Linked DNA regions of Homo sapiens: all the other regions are linked to region 2. A link is a contact called in ENCODE Hi-C or POLR2A ChIA-PET data. All regions are on one chromosome and are shown on one strand. Each heading gives the region's core, a stretch centred on a gene start or an enhancer-like site at or near the end of the contact. The rest is flanking DNA. Distances are from core to core; before and after follow the strand shown.

Region 1 (3,988 bases), core at 446-2,945, 100 kb after region 2:
GTCAGAAAAATAAACCTAATTTTGTTTAAGCCACAGTGAGTTGAGATTCCCCTTAAGTGAAGCCAAACGTTTCTATCTGATACCCATGAATGAACGCTTTAACGTGCTCATCAAATATTATGCTCCCTACTTACCTTTTCTTCTTTCTCTTTAAAAGGCCCTTTGCTGGCCCTTAGGGAAAGCCAAGGGGCCCAGGAACTCACCACATGTTTGAATCAGGGGTCTGATGCTGAAGAAGCCAGTGGCAGTATAACTTACCCTAAGCATTTCTCACCTTCTCTACCCCAAATAGGGGCTGGGGATCAAGGACTTCCTGAGGGCTAAGATGAGAGGAGCAGGCCCAGGAGATCCAAGGAACAGACCAGAAGATACAGCCCAGGAAAGGGGGGTTGCAGGCTCAGGCCCTTGGGCCAGCTGGGTGCTCAAGGCTACACCCTTTGTGAGGCTCCCACCCTGGCTCCCTGCAGCCCAAGGGAAAGGGCTGTCTGCTAGTGACCAAGTGGGCGTGATGGGTCTCCTGTGTCTTTGACTCCACCAGACTCCCACAGCCTCATTCAGGGCATAAAGAACCTACAACCTGCCCTTTCTTTTTTTTTTTTCAAGACAGAGTCTCACTCTGTTGCCCAGGCGGGAGTGCAATGGCACAATCTCGGCTCACTGCAACCTCCGCCTCCCGGGTTTAAGCAATTCTCCTGCCTCAGCCTCCCAAGTAGCTGGTATTACAGGCATGTGCCACCATACCCAGCTAATTTTTTGTATTTTTAGTAGAGAGGGGGTTTCACCGTGTTGGCTAGCCTGGTCTCAAACTCCTGACCTCAGGCGATCTACCTGCCTCAGCCTCCCAAAGTACTGGGAGAACTTGACCTTTCTAAAGCCCTAAAAGCTAATGTTTGAGTGTCTGCTGTACATCAGGTTCTTTTCATCTTCATGAAAGTCCTTCGATACAAGACTTTGCATCCCCATTTATAAACGAGGAAACTGAAGGATCAAGAGGTCAAATGGTTCGCCCAAGGTCACACTGCTGGGAAGAGGGGGAATTCTGTTTCCTTCCCAGAAATAACCACCCTACAATAATATGTTGCTTCAGAGCCTATTTTATTCAGTCTCCCAGACAAACACTATTCATTGCCATCTGAGTGCCTTTGTCCCAGCTCTGCCTGTCCCTCCAGCCTGGAATACCCTCTGGCCTCCACTGGCATTCCAGCTTCAAGACTCAGCCTCACTCCCTCCCTAATCATAAACAGCCATCACTTATGGAAAGCACACCACAATATTTTACAGCAGTCCTACCCGACAGGTCCCTGTATCTCTGCTTTCCAGATGAGGAAACTGAGGCTCAGAAAGGAGCATTTTCTGGCCTCTGTCACACAGCTAGTAAGGGGGGTGGCCAGAAGGCAAAGCCAGCTCTGCCAGGGCAGTGTCCTCAGAAGAGCCGAGAGAGGGAGGAGTTGCTTCCAGGTCAAGGTCAGGCCTCCAAAAAGAATGCTTGGTCTGGGCCCTTCTCTCCTCCCCCACACTTGGCCCTGCAAATTGGCTTTGACCTTTCATGCCCCTGCCTTTGAGCTTCTCCCCATTCAATTGAAATCACAAAGGAAGAAAAGAGGGCTGGCGAGAGGGAAAGGCCCCTCCTGGCCCAGGCCCAGGTCCCCAGCCACGCCCCCGCAGGCGCATCGAGCCCTCCAGGGTCTGTTTGCACAGTTGGGGTGCTGCGCTAGGAACCCCACCTCCGGGAGAAAGGCACCACGAGGTCATCTGTTTACTCTGGGATTAGCGGCTCCCCGTGGGAGTTCTTTTCCTACGAGATGAAAAGAAAGCGGACAATCTGTCAGGTAAACAGGCCGCATTGTTCCCAGCCATGTCGGGGGCCCCTTTGTGGGCCGGGCCTTTGAGGTCGGTTGCTCCCTTGCACAGGGAAAGAGCTTACTTAAACGGAATGGAACGGAACGGGAGGCCCCGGCTGGTGGGCAGGTCGCCTGCTGCTGATACAGGAAGGGACAAAGGGCTCGGACGATTCCGGTCTTTCCTTAGCTGCTCTCCTTGCAAGCTCTTTCCTCCCCATGGGTCTCTTGATGAGTCCAACAAGACGGGCATGGAGCCCGATCTCACAGATGGGGAAGCTGAGGCCAGCGGCAGCTTCCCCCAGCACAGAAGAGAGCTCCTGGCATTCCAGCAGGGGGTGACTGGAAGAAAACCAGGGACCTGGTCTAACCACCTCACTCTTCAGATGGGGAATAGCTGGAGATACAGGAAATGGCAGAGTACGATTTCTGCACTGGAGGTTTCCCCAGGTGCCCCTGCTGGTTGGTGGGGAACACAGGAGCCACGACCATCCCCACGAGTTGGCTGTCAGTTTTATGGATTCCCAGAATATTTAACAGCTGAGTGGATGGCACTGGTCAAGGCCGGCCTGTTCCCTCCCACATCTACCCACAAGGTATCTTCCTGGGAAGCAGGGAAGACAGTGTAGGCCCTGCCCCGCCAGTGCATGAGTGTCTGGGAGTCAGGACTCCTGTGTTTGGGTGGCCCTGACTCCAGTTTGCTCTGTGGCCCCAGGCAAGCCACTCACCCTCTCTGGGCCATCCATCAAACAAGAGATAAGATGCTCTCCAGGGGCTAGCCCTTCCTTCGGACCGTGAGAAAAATCTAGGGAGGGCACAGGCATCCATCCATGAGGACAGGATGGAGGAGGGACTACCTAAACCCCTGTCCATCTCTGACCCCCAAGAGGCCTGTGAGGCAGTGGGGGCAGCGCCTGGCCCAGCCACCATCCTCTAGGCAGGGTGCTGCCGTGGGAAGAGAGCACTGTGGTGAGGTGGTGAGACCGCATGCCCCGGGTCACCCTGACCGGTCCAATTGCCTGTCACTCACCAGAGGCCCAATCTTGGGCAAGTGACTCAGCCTCTTGGTGTGCGAAATGGCCCCCATGAGGCCTCCTCAGCCTGGGGGGCTCCATGGCAGAAGGGTTCCAAGAAGGCAGGAGCTGGAGCTGTTCTTGCCGCTGCTGGGAGGTCCTGTCCACCCTCTAGCCTCCCTCTCCCTGATCCCCCACCACTGCCCATTCCCAGTAAGGCACCTATTCTCTTTGCCACCCTGACACCAAGTCACTGTTCAGCTTGTGGGCAACGGAGCCGGAAGCATGGAAAAATCTCATGCTGCTCCCAAAGCCAAGGGAGAGCTCAAAGAAGGCTGGTGGAAAAAGGCCCAGAGCTGTGGCCGGACAGAGTAGGCCCCGAACAACCACAGAGCCGCCTTGACAGAAGCCAGGGCACGGTCCTGAGATGAGCCTCATCCCTGGAGGGCAGCAATGGACCATACACGTGTCTAAGCCCCCATCACCAGCCGGGGCCCCAGTGACTCAGAGCCTGCTCTTCCTGAACCCACTCGGCAGGAAGAAAACTGAAGGCCCAAGAGCCCCAGCCACACTGTGACCTGGAGGTGACCTGGAGGGAGACAGGGTGACAGCACCAAGCTCAGCCTTTCCTCCGAGGCTTCGCAGGACTGAATGAAGGCAAACTTCCCAACACCCCAAGCCATGGGATTGTCCTTCCTGGGGCCCTGACTGAGCTGTGACGGGCTGTGTGGCCCTGGGTGAGTTACTTGCCTTCCCTGAGGCTCATCTCAGCACATATAATAGAAAATGGAGACAAAAGGATGCCCTTTGCATGGGTTTTGGGAAAGATTAAGTCACATGTTTATAAAAGTGCCTGGCAAACATCAGTGGCTCCATGAATATTTGTGGTGTCTGAGTCCCCCACACTGCTTTCATGTCCCCTTTTCCTGCTCTTTCCCTTTTCCCGTTAAGCTTCCCAAGCCTCCAACTGAAGCTGCAGTGTTTTTGGGGGCAAACATCATGGGAATCACAATGACCATAGTAACCATTTATTACAAACATACTATGAGCCAGGCCATGTGCTAATAAGTGTTTTATCTCCATTATATAGAGAAGGCAACTGAGGCACAGAGCACTTAGATGCCCCCAGCTAGGAAG
Region 2 (4,663 bases), core at 615-3,114:
GAAAGGTGAAGATTGTTCCAACCTCTACATTCCTCGCTGTGGGTGCAGGGTCAGCACTGGGGGACCCAGAACCCTTGGTTTCTTCAACCCAGCTTCCACCGGCAGAATGATTTAAATGGCAATGGTATGCAAGCAAAGACTGGCCAGGATAAAATCACAGCATGGGCAGGGTTTAGAGGTCGCTGTCCAAACTCAGAGACTGTCCTGAGGAATGACTGGGGCTGGTCAGCACCTCAGCAGGTTGGAAGGAGGCTGGGCCTGACACAGCAGGAGGAGCCAGGAGCCCCAGGGGCTTGGCCTGCAGGAGCCAGGGTGGCCAGTCTTGGGGCTACTGCAAGGAGGCCACAGCAGGATGCATCCTCAGTGGGTCAGGGCCAGAAGGCCCCTGGGAGCACTTGGTCCAGGCCCTGCAGGGGCAGACAGAGAAGCCAGAGGGGAGGTGGGGGAGTCTCAGTGGCAGGCCAGGGCTCCCCAGCAATTATACCAGGACTGCTCTGTCCCCAGGGAACATATGTAATGATGAATGCACAAAGCTCTGAAGGTAGATGCCTGGTTTCCCATCCTACTTCCAGTAGTAAGTTACTTCTCAGTTCCTCAGTTTTCTCCCCTGTAAAATGAGAATAACAGCAGAATTTGCCTAACGAGTGTGAACAAGCTCATCAATAGCAGGTTCTTAGGACAATGTTCTTGCACATGTTGAGGCCTCAGTGATCCCAGACGCTGTCATTAGCACTAGGCTCTGTGCTGCCCCTGGACCCACATCATCTCATTTATACGCCCCAAGCACTTGGGGTCTGCCTGGTCCACAGGCCTGTGCTCAGAGCCACTGCCCTAGCTGCCTCCTTGTTGGGCGCCTACTCCACACTCAGGTCTGTGTGACACATTTGTCCATCGTCCAGGCTGATCTTTGCTGTAAAATTGTTGGCTGTTTTCTTTTGAGAGACAATCTGGTGCCATGGAGGGAATCTCCACTTTCTCATCTAAAAAATTGACTGCTGAAAAGAAACACACTGTTATATGCTAATGTGTTGGATGCCATGCCAGACTCCAAAAAGACCAATTTTCCTTCCTTCCCAGTGGCACCTGCAGACTCTCAGGACATTCGTGGTGCTTAGACTTATGAGCCCTGCCAGGCTGTGTCCCTGGGTTACTGAGTCAGGCTGTCTGGGAGCAGGGGATTGCGATCTCCACTCTACACAAACACTTCAGGTGACCCTGCAGGCAGGCAGCACTCTCCCCCTATGCCTTCAGTCCAGGGTCTGTTGACCAAAGGGGCCTGGAGGAGGCTGTGGGGAGGAGGCCTCATCTCAGCTGGGGCAAAAGAGCTATGGTTGCAGGACCAGGTGACACAGGCCAGCCTTGAAGTCGGGCAGTCCTGGTCTGCACCTGGGCTGAGCCACACACTGGCTGATGACCTTGAGTAAGTCAGTTCACCTCCTTGAGTCTTGCTTCCCTCCTCTGCCAAATGCAGATAACCCCTCTAAACCTTGTAGGGCAGTTAAAAAAGAAACCATGTAGGTCTGTGGTGTCTGGACCGGGTGGAAGCTCCGTCCCATGGAAACGCCCTTTGGCTCTCCCTGCAGAGTTGATGGGGCTGTGAAAAGAAAAACGCTCTCCCCAGAGGTGGAATCTTAGCCCAGGTGCTCCTGGCCGGCTGGCAGAGGAGGGGTTAACGATGACTATGTCCACGGAACAATAAGTGACCGGTGGTGGAAATGCTGAACTATGATGATGGAGCTGACAGAGGCTATTTTTGGAGGCCAAACCGCATGGAGTAATAGGATTGGAGCAGAGGCAAGCGTGACCAGAGCCGATGTTCTCAGCTACCGAGGCAACAGCCGGCTGGCCTGCGCCAAACAAAACACTCCGCCGCTCCTTTCTCCCCGCGGGTTTTATCTTGACCTTCATGCAAGCTACCCTTGCCAGCACCAAGAAAAAGATTGCTTTAGATTTCCTAACTGTGGTGTTCTTCAGACTCACTGCTCCCACACCCTATGACTTCGGCTTGGTGTCCACTGTGCAGTGGGGAAACTGAGGTGGGGTGGGGAGGGGCAAGCACATCCCAGCAGAGGTGGCCTGGGGGGAAGGGAGCTCCTATGTCTGACTCCAGGCATGAGTCAGGGTAGTCTAAGGGCTGTCAGCCCCCGGTCCTCCCTGAGTAACCCGCAGCTTGATGGGTAGCCCAGGATCCAGCCTCCTTCTCTGTCACACCGATGCCTTCTATCTGTCAAAAAGCCATGCTGGGGAGACGATCCCTTTCTGCCCTATACACCTGGAAACTGCATCAGGCTTCGACTTGCTGCTCTCACTGAAATCTCCCTGGAAGAGGAAGGCATGGGGAACTCCTGTTCTGGGGGCAAATTCGGTCTATCTGGGCATTAAGAGCAGCTCGAGAGGGAATAAGACGAGGAGCATCTCCACGTGTGCCCAGTGGTGAAGCCGAGGCTACACCAGGCGTTTACTCTGTTAATCCTCATACCTTTGTGACACAGCCGTCATTGTTCCTATGCCACAGGCACTTGACCACTTGATAAGAAGCGGCAGGGGCCCTTTGCCCTCTACCCCTGATGCCAGAAGATCCTTGGGCCCAGATGGGGGCCCCTCCACACACTCCTGTGTTCAGCCGGTGCCCTTACTGGGACATCTCCAGGGCAGATTGACATGTATAATGGAAGAGTACATTTAAAATGTGGGAATGCCTTTGGTGTTTTTCTTTTCTTCCCTGTTGGTGACCTTCCCACTAGTCTGCCAGAGGCCCAAGCCTCCAGGAGGATCAGGGTTGTTACAAGACACAAAGAGCAAGTGAGCGCCTAGCCAGACTAGGATCTCCAGGCCCACAGCAAGAAGGGTTTGAAAGCCAGGCTTCCCTGCAGGGGAAAAAGCTTTCTACGTCTGCACGTTGCCCTTTCTATATCAAGTGCAATGCCTGCAGGTCTGAGCGTGAGGTTTACTCTAAGACCGTGTCGGGCAGAGGACACAGAATGTGATAAGAAGGTGAACTGGAACTGCATAAGACATCAGAAGGGAGATATGTGAGGCTGCACCCAAGGAGGGGGTAAGAAACTTCCTAGATCCAAGGGAATGCTGACCCTGACCCCTCCCCTGCCCCCCGTGCTTCTGGTGCCAAAGACCCCACCTCTACAACATCAGGCTGCTACCCAGAGTAGATGGTGGTGGGAGGTTCAGGAAGTACCAGAGGGGCTTGCCTAGCACCCCCAGGATCCTAGGCTCCCAACTGTGTGGAAGGCAGACCAGAGGGAGCTGAGAGTGGCCGGTGCCCTATAGTCAAAACTGCAGAGCAGCCAGCCGTGCCAAGGGTCACTGGGGTCATAGCCAGACCTCCCTCTAGCAGGTGGCAGCCCCAGAATAGGGACCCAGCCACAGGGCCCAGAGCAATTCCCCTGCATGGCTTAGGTGTAGTAAACAGACCTCAGGACCCCCCCACTCCCCGCCCCAACCCCGCCGGCCCCAGGACTGCGGGGCGTGTTGCAAGCAAGATGGCCCGACCCAACACCCCAGGGCCACCAGGCCCCTCCACTGCAGCCTGGCAAAGAGGGAGTGGGAGGAAGGGTGTCCTCCTGAGAGCAGAGACAGCCCTGCAGCAGCTCTGACCTTTGAAAAGTCAGGTACTTAGCTATAAGAGACAGAATGAACTTGAACTAGGATGTTTAACTCTCACTTGCCCAGCAGGATGAGGTCAGATGGGGTGTTATTTGCGTGGTGGTGGTAGTTGGGGGGGCATTGTGTACATTTGGAGCCCCTGCCCCAGCTTGGGAGGGCCAAACAACATCCCTGAGCTCAGCAGCAGCTGGGCCTGAGTTTACTCCAAAGCTATATCCGAGGGGCAGGTTTGCTGAGCAAATGAAGAGTGCAAACAGGATTGCAGGGGGATTGTTTAAACGCTTTGGGCAAACAAACTTCCCTAGCCCCCAGGGCTCCCCTGGAAGCACCTATTGGCAGGCAAACAAAGGATGCACTAATTTATCCCTTCACTGAGGCCCCGCCCCTAGGGATACTCGCCCCTCCCCTGAGCCCCCAACACGGTCACTCGTTATCCTTGATAAGGCTGCAGTGTGGAGAGTTCTGCCCTCTGTTGTCCCTCCATCCTCCTGCCACAGGGAGGGCGAATTAATGAGGTGTCCATGTGACCCGCCCTCCTCTTGTTTAATGTACGGCAAAGGTCAGAGTCACAGAACAGTGGCCCCGTGTCGTCCGGGCTTGTCCAGAGGGGGAAGAAATGGCTGATCCGGGGTTTTATGTTTCTATTAATACCTACCCTAGCACAAACACATTGTGACTCAGCCTCCTCATGCGCAGGTGCTCAGGCGCCCGGCGCCTCCTTCCCTCTGCCCGCCTCGCCCCCAGGGGTCGCCCGCTGGGCTGGCGGTTGGAGTGCAGGTTCTGCCCCCCACCCACTGAGACATAACTTGGGCAGTGGGTCCCTAAACCAGCATTTTAATAAGCATTTCTGGTGATGTTTCTGCTGCATACAGGAGTTCAGGAACCACCAGCACCGTTTGGTTCTGGACATCTACTTTTTTTGTTGATTGAGTGAAAATTGACTGAATAAATGGAAGAAGAAATGAGCCTTCCTGCCAGTCTTGCCAAGTGGGGTCCTGAGTGCTCCACGCTGACCAGCTGCATGGCCTTGAACCAGGTCTCC
Region 3 (4,008 bases), core at 141-2,640, 100 kb before region 2:
AGTTACTGAAACAGATAAATCAATCTGTCAAGAAGCCTTGGAGAAAGAATCTCTCAACTCGCTCAGCCAAGAAGCTCAAAAGGCGAATTGTTCCCAGAGATGAAGAAGGAAACAACAGACACCTTCTTCCCAGGCTCTGCCTGCGGCTCTCGAGGCCCTGCCCTCCTCCCCCTGCCCCCAGAGAGCACCTGTAGGCTCAGGGCCAGCCCAGGGACAGGCATGGCAGCCCCTCGCTGGCTGCTGGGGTGGCGCCCAATTCCAGAGCCCTGTCTGGGGAAGGAGAGGGCCGAGAGCCACTGTTTGGCTCCTGTCCCAGACCTGACTGGGAGACCTTCTGAAAAACTCAGCCTCCTGATCAACAGAGGGCAGAAGACCTGAGCCACTGGCCTCCCCATGGAAGAGGCACTCAGAGCGGTATGAGGAGTAGTGCTCACCCTGGACAAACTCCCGGAGTCAGTGTGACCGTCGGAGCTGGAGGCTGGGGTGATGGGGGCCAGGGAAACCAAGCAATGGCCCCGAGGTAGTGAGGAGTCTCTGGAGGCCAGATACCCTCAAGATGGAAAAGGAACATCCTTGGAGGATTGGGGTGGCTTCTTCCTGGAGGGAGGAGGGACACATGCCGGGATGACAGCCAGCTCTGCCGCTGACCAGCTGTGTGACCTTGTGAAAGTCACTTGATCTCTCGGCGCATCAATTTCCTCATTGTTGCCTGGGCCTCTTGTGAGATCTTCCTCATGGCTTGCAGTGAGGATTGAATGAGTCGATCTGTGCCCCGTGGCCCGGGACATGGTGAGCATGTGGTAATGGCAGCCGTTTTATCCTGTAGTGTAATAACGGTGTGCAGCTAGACGTCACTCTGGGCACCTTTTCTCACAGAACTGTCACTGCCGTGCTGCAGGATGCGGATGGTTGTCTTCACTCTCCAGATGAGGAAACTGAGGCTCAAGGAAGGGCGGAGCTGCCTGAGGCTTGACAACTCTGCAGTCTGCAGCTGTGAGAGGGGGCTCTTTCTAGCCACACAGCTTTCCCTGGTTCTCGTGCGCTCTGTGAGCAGGAGGACGGGAAGGGCCGCAGCCGCTGAGGGAGCAGGAGGGGTTCGATGCAAGCCCAGCTCCCAGCACGGGAAAGCCAGGTCAAGAAACACACGGCCTCTGCTGTGGGGCTGATCACAGCTTTGTCAAAGAGGAGATGTGGGAGGGGGGAGGTGAAGGGAGCAGGAAGAAATGAATGTCAGAAACATAAATAGCCCTGGAACTGATGGACAGTCTGAGATCTCTGCGCAGACCTGGGCGCCTGCAGGCTGCCACTCAAACCTGAGCAGAAGGGTGAACCCGCCCTCACCCCACTCCCGGTTCCCTACACGCCCCAGGAAAGGGCTGTTGTGAGCGGAAGGCATTCGTCGAAAACTGGGAAGGTTGCCCAAGAAAGGCAGAGCGGGAAGCCCTCCGTGGGCAGCAGAACCGGGTGAGTCAGCCCGTCGGAGGGTCCCCCATGTGGCAGGAAGGGGAGGCACAGGGACTGGGCTCGGCCACCTGGAAACACAGGCGGCAACAGCTGCTCATGCATGAAAGGTGACAGCTAAGTGTCATCAGCCTGGGAGTGCCAGGATAACGTCACCAGGGCGAGGTGGGCCGCGGGGGTGCAACAGAGGCCCCCTAACTTCCCAGGGGAAAAAGCTCACCACTGTCAGGGACATGAAAGGACTGTCAAAGAGCCATGAAACCAGCTACGGGGATTGGGAAACTTCAGACTCACTTCTGTTTGTTTTGTGACAACATGGAAGCCACAGATGTTCTCTCAAGGTAAAAAGAACCACCAGGGACCTCTCTTGGTGTGACCTTCATCACCTCCTCTGTGTCACCTGTCCCCGCCTCCTGCTTCTCCCCCAGCACATTCCAATAGGGCCACACCCATGCCTGGAGTTTGTGGCAGGAATCACAGGAGGGGAGGGGCCGATGGTGGATCTCAGGGTGGGGGCAGCAGGTGCCATGTGTCAGGAATCAAGGCTCAGATGAAAAGTTATATCACGGCAAAGGCATGTGGCTGCTGAGGACCAGAGCCTAAGGACTGGTCAGTTACCAGCTGTCAAAGGCAGGCCAGAGGCCAAGGAAGAGTGACCAAGAGTACCTTGAGCTAGGAGCTGCGAGCAAGAGGAGGGAAGGGAGGGTGCACATTTGGAGGACTACCTCTGAACCAGGTGCCATGCCTGAGGTTCCTTTCCATGGTTCCATTAGTAGTTCCTCCTCCTGATCTTGGGAGATGAACATTATTATCTTGATCTTGCAGGTGAAGAAACTGAGTCTCAGAGAATCTCAGTAACTCACTAAAAGTCCCACAGCTTCTAAGTGACAGGGTCTGTGTGACAACACAGTGAGAAGTCGGGCTACAGCAGGGACTGGCCAAGGGTAGGTAGTCATGGGAGGATGGTCTGTGTCTTGAGAACAGACTCAAATGATGGGCTTCTCTCTGGAAAGGAGGGGCATGCCTGAGGTCAAGAATTAGGAAGTCATTTTATCAGAGAAATATGGAATCCATCATTTCTAGACCAGGGATTCCCAAAGAGGTACTGATGAGAACTAATTATGGCCAGTAAATAACAAAGCACTATTTTAGAGAGTGCATGACCCATTTTGGAGCTCACTACTCTAGAAAATGGTACACGCTGGAAATCAGAGAAAGGTTTCCAAATAAATCTGTGATAGGAGATACCAGAGAGACCATGAAATGTCCATGGCATGGAGAGATTCTGAATGGGAGGCACAAGGAGGCTGATCAAGGCTTGGCAGGCTGGGCTGCCCAATAGGAAGAGACAGGCTTTCAGGAAGAGGTGGGTTCCCTTTTGAAAAGGACAGCAAGTTTTTCTGCTTGACAGTATCCATCTCCCTCATCTGGTGTAAGCACTTCTTCTTCCTTAGGGACTATCCCTCCTCAACTCTCAGACTGCGTGGCTCTATAAGATTGACCCTGCCCCCTGGCTCCAAAGAAGCAACATGACTCAGGCATGGCCAGGGAGAGTGACCATGTTGAGTTTAAGGAAATCTAGTCAGAAAGAATTAGCCCCAGGGCTGTAGTGGGAACCTCTAGGAAAGGAACTTTCTGGGCCAGGTTTGCTCATCGATGGAGCTGTTGGGGAGCAGTCATCTTGGTGTATGTGCAGGCAGGTATGTAAGGGGACAGGGTGTAGGGGGGGACCTCATGAATCAAATAAAACTTCCCTAGCATCTGTTGTTCTTTCCTCTTCCAATGGCCCATTTGGTGATCCCACTCCTCCATACCAAGCAGACTGATGGGGCTCCACCACAGGTAAGGCCAACTAGCATATCTCATTCCCATGACTACAGTCATTGGTGCAGAGATGGGCATGTGATCTAAACTACACTAAACAGAGTTGATCTCAGGATGTTTAAAGGAACTATTAGAAAGAAGATTCTCAGCCCGGTGCGGTGGCTCATGCCTGTAATCCCAGCACTTTGGGAGGCCGAGGGGGGCGGATCACAAGGTCAGGAGATCGAGACCATCCTGACTAACAGAGTGAAACCCCATTTTTACTAAAAATGCAAAAAAAAAAAAAAATTAGCCGGGCATGGTGGCGGATGCCTGTAGTCCCAGCTACTCAGGAGGCTGAGGCAGGAGAATGGTGTGAACCCGAGAGGTGGAGCTTGCAGTGAGCCGAGATCGTGCCACTGCACTCCAGACTGGGCGACAGAGCGAGGCTCCATCTCAAAAAAAAAAAAAAAAGAAAAAAAGGAAAAAAAAAGAAAGAAGATTCTCTTGCTGGCCATATTTGAACCTGGGAGGATGGCGGAATCTCTGCTTCTGCAGCTGTTTTGTCACCATGAGGAGTCATCTATCTGAGAACAGAGCCAGCACAGAAGAAGTGGATCCAGGAGGTCGAGAAACAGAGAAATTAGGCCCTGGGTTTTGGTCCTGAATCAAATGGACTAACTGTAACTACAACTCTGGACTTTTCGGTCATTAAGACAATTAATTCACCTTTTCTTAGGTCTG

Evidence for each region. A loop is a pair of places that touch in the nucleus more often than their neighbours do. ChIA-PET counts read pairs that join two places held with the same protein, here RNA polymerase II (POLR2A). Pooled maps may share reads with other maps.
Region 1: POLR2A ChIA-PET joins it to region 2 with 14 read pairs in HepG2. The contact joins the promoter of LINC01101 here to the enhancer-like site in region 2. A Hi-C loop is called at or near these places in 5 of 168 maps with a recorded cell type or tissue (HepG2, MCF 10A, aorta and 2 more) and 11 of 50 pooled maps. POLR2A ChIA-PET finds 5 or more read pairs at or near these places in 6 of 52 experiments (A549, HepG2, MCF 10A and 2 more).
Region 3: a loop to region 2 is called in a map of right lobe of liver, with 3 times the contacts of the local background. The contact joins two enhancer-like sites. A Hi-C loop is called at or near these places in 40 of 168 maps with a recorded cell type or tissue (Caco-2, Calu3, HCT116 and 26 more) and 26 of 50 pooled maps. POLR2A ChIA-PET finds 5 or more read pairs at or near these places in 2 of 52 experiments (both WTC11).

The regions. Positions count from the first base shown.
Region 1 is chr2:120,464,056-120,468,043 of GRCh38, reverse strand. It overlaps LINC01101 (long intergenic non-protein coding RNA 1101), which reads left to right and starts at 1,695. Exons shown (of 1, transcript NR_027181.1): 1 at 1,695-3,709. RefSeq lists an enhancer at 1,399-1,941.
Region 2 is chr2:120,563,977-120,568,639 of GRCh38, reverse strand. No RefSeq gene overlaps it. Among named protein-coding and RNA genes, the nearest start is that of LINC01101, 100 kb to the right of the region's middle. Within about 2 kb of position 1,864, at least 7 of the 41 ENCODE cell types and tissues checked have a DNase peak (open chromatin) inside an H3K27ac peak, as active enhancers do; they include ascending aorta, where a contact is called at or near this core.
Region 3 is chr2:120,667,198-120,671,205 of GRCh38, reverse strand. No RefSeq gene overlaps it. Among named protein-coding and RNA genes, the nearest start is that of GLI2, 67 kb to the left of the region's middle. RefSeq lists a silencer at 1,299-1,593 and enhancers at 1,360-1,861, 1,012-2,211. Within about 2 kb of position 1,390, at least 8 of the 41 ENCODE cell types and tissues checked have a DNase peak (open chromatin) inside an H3K27ac peak, as active enhancers do.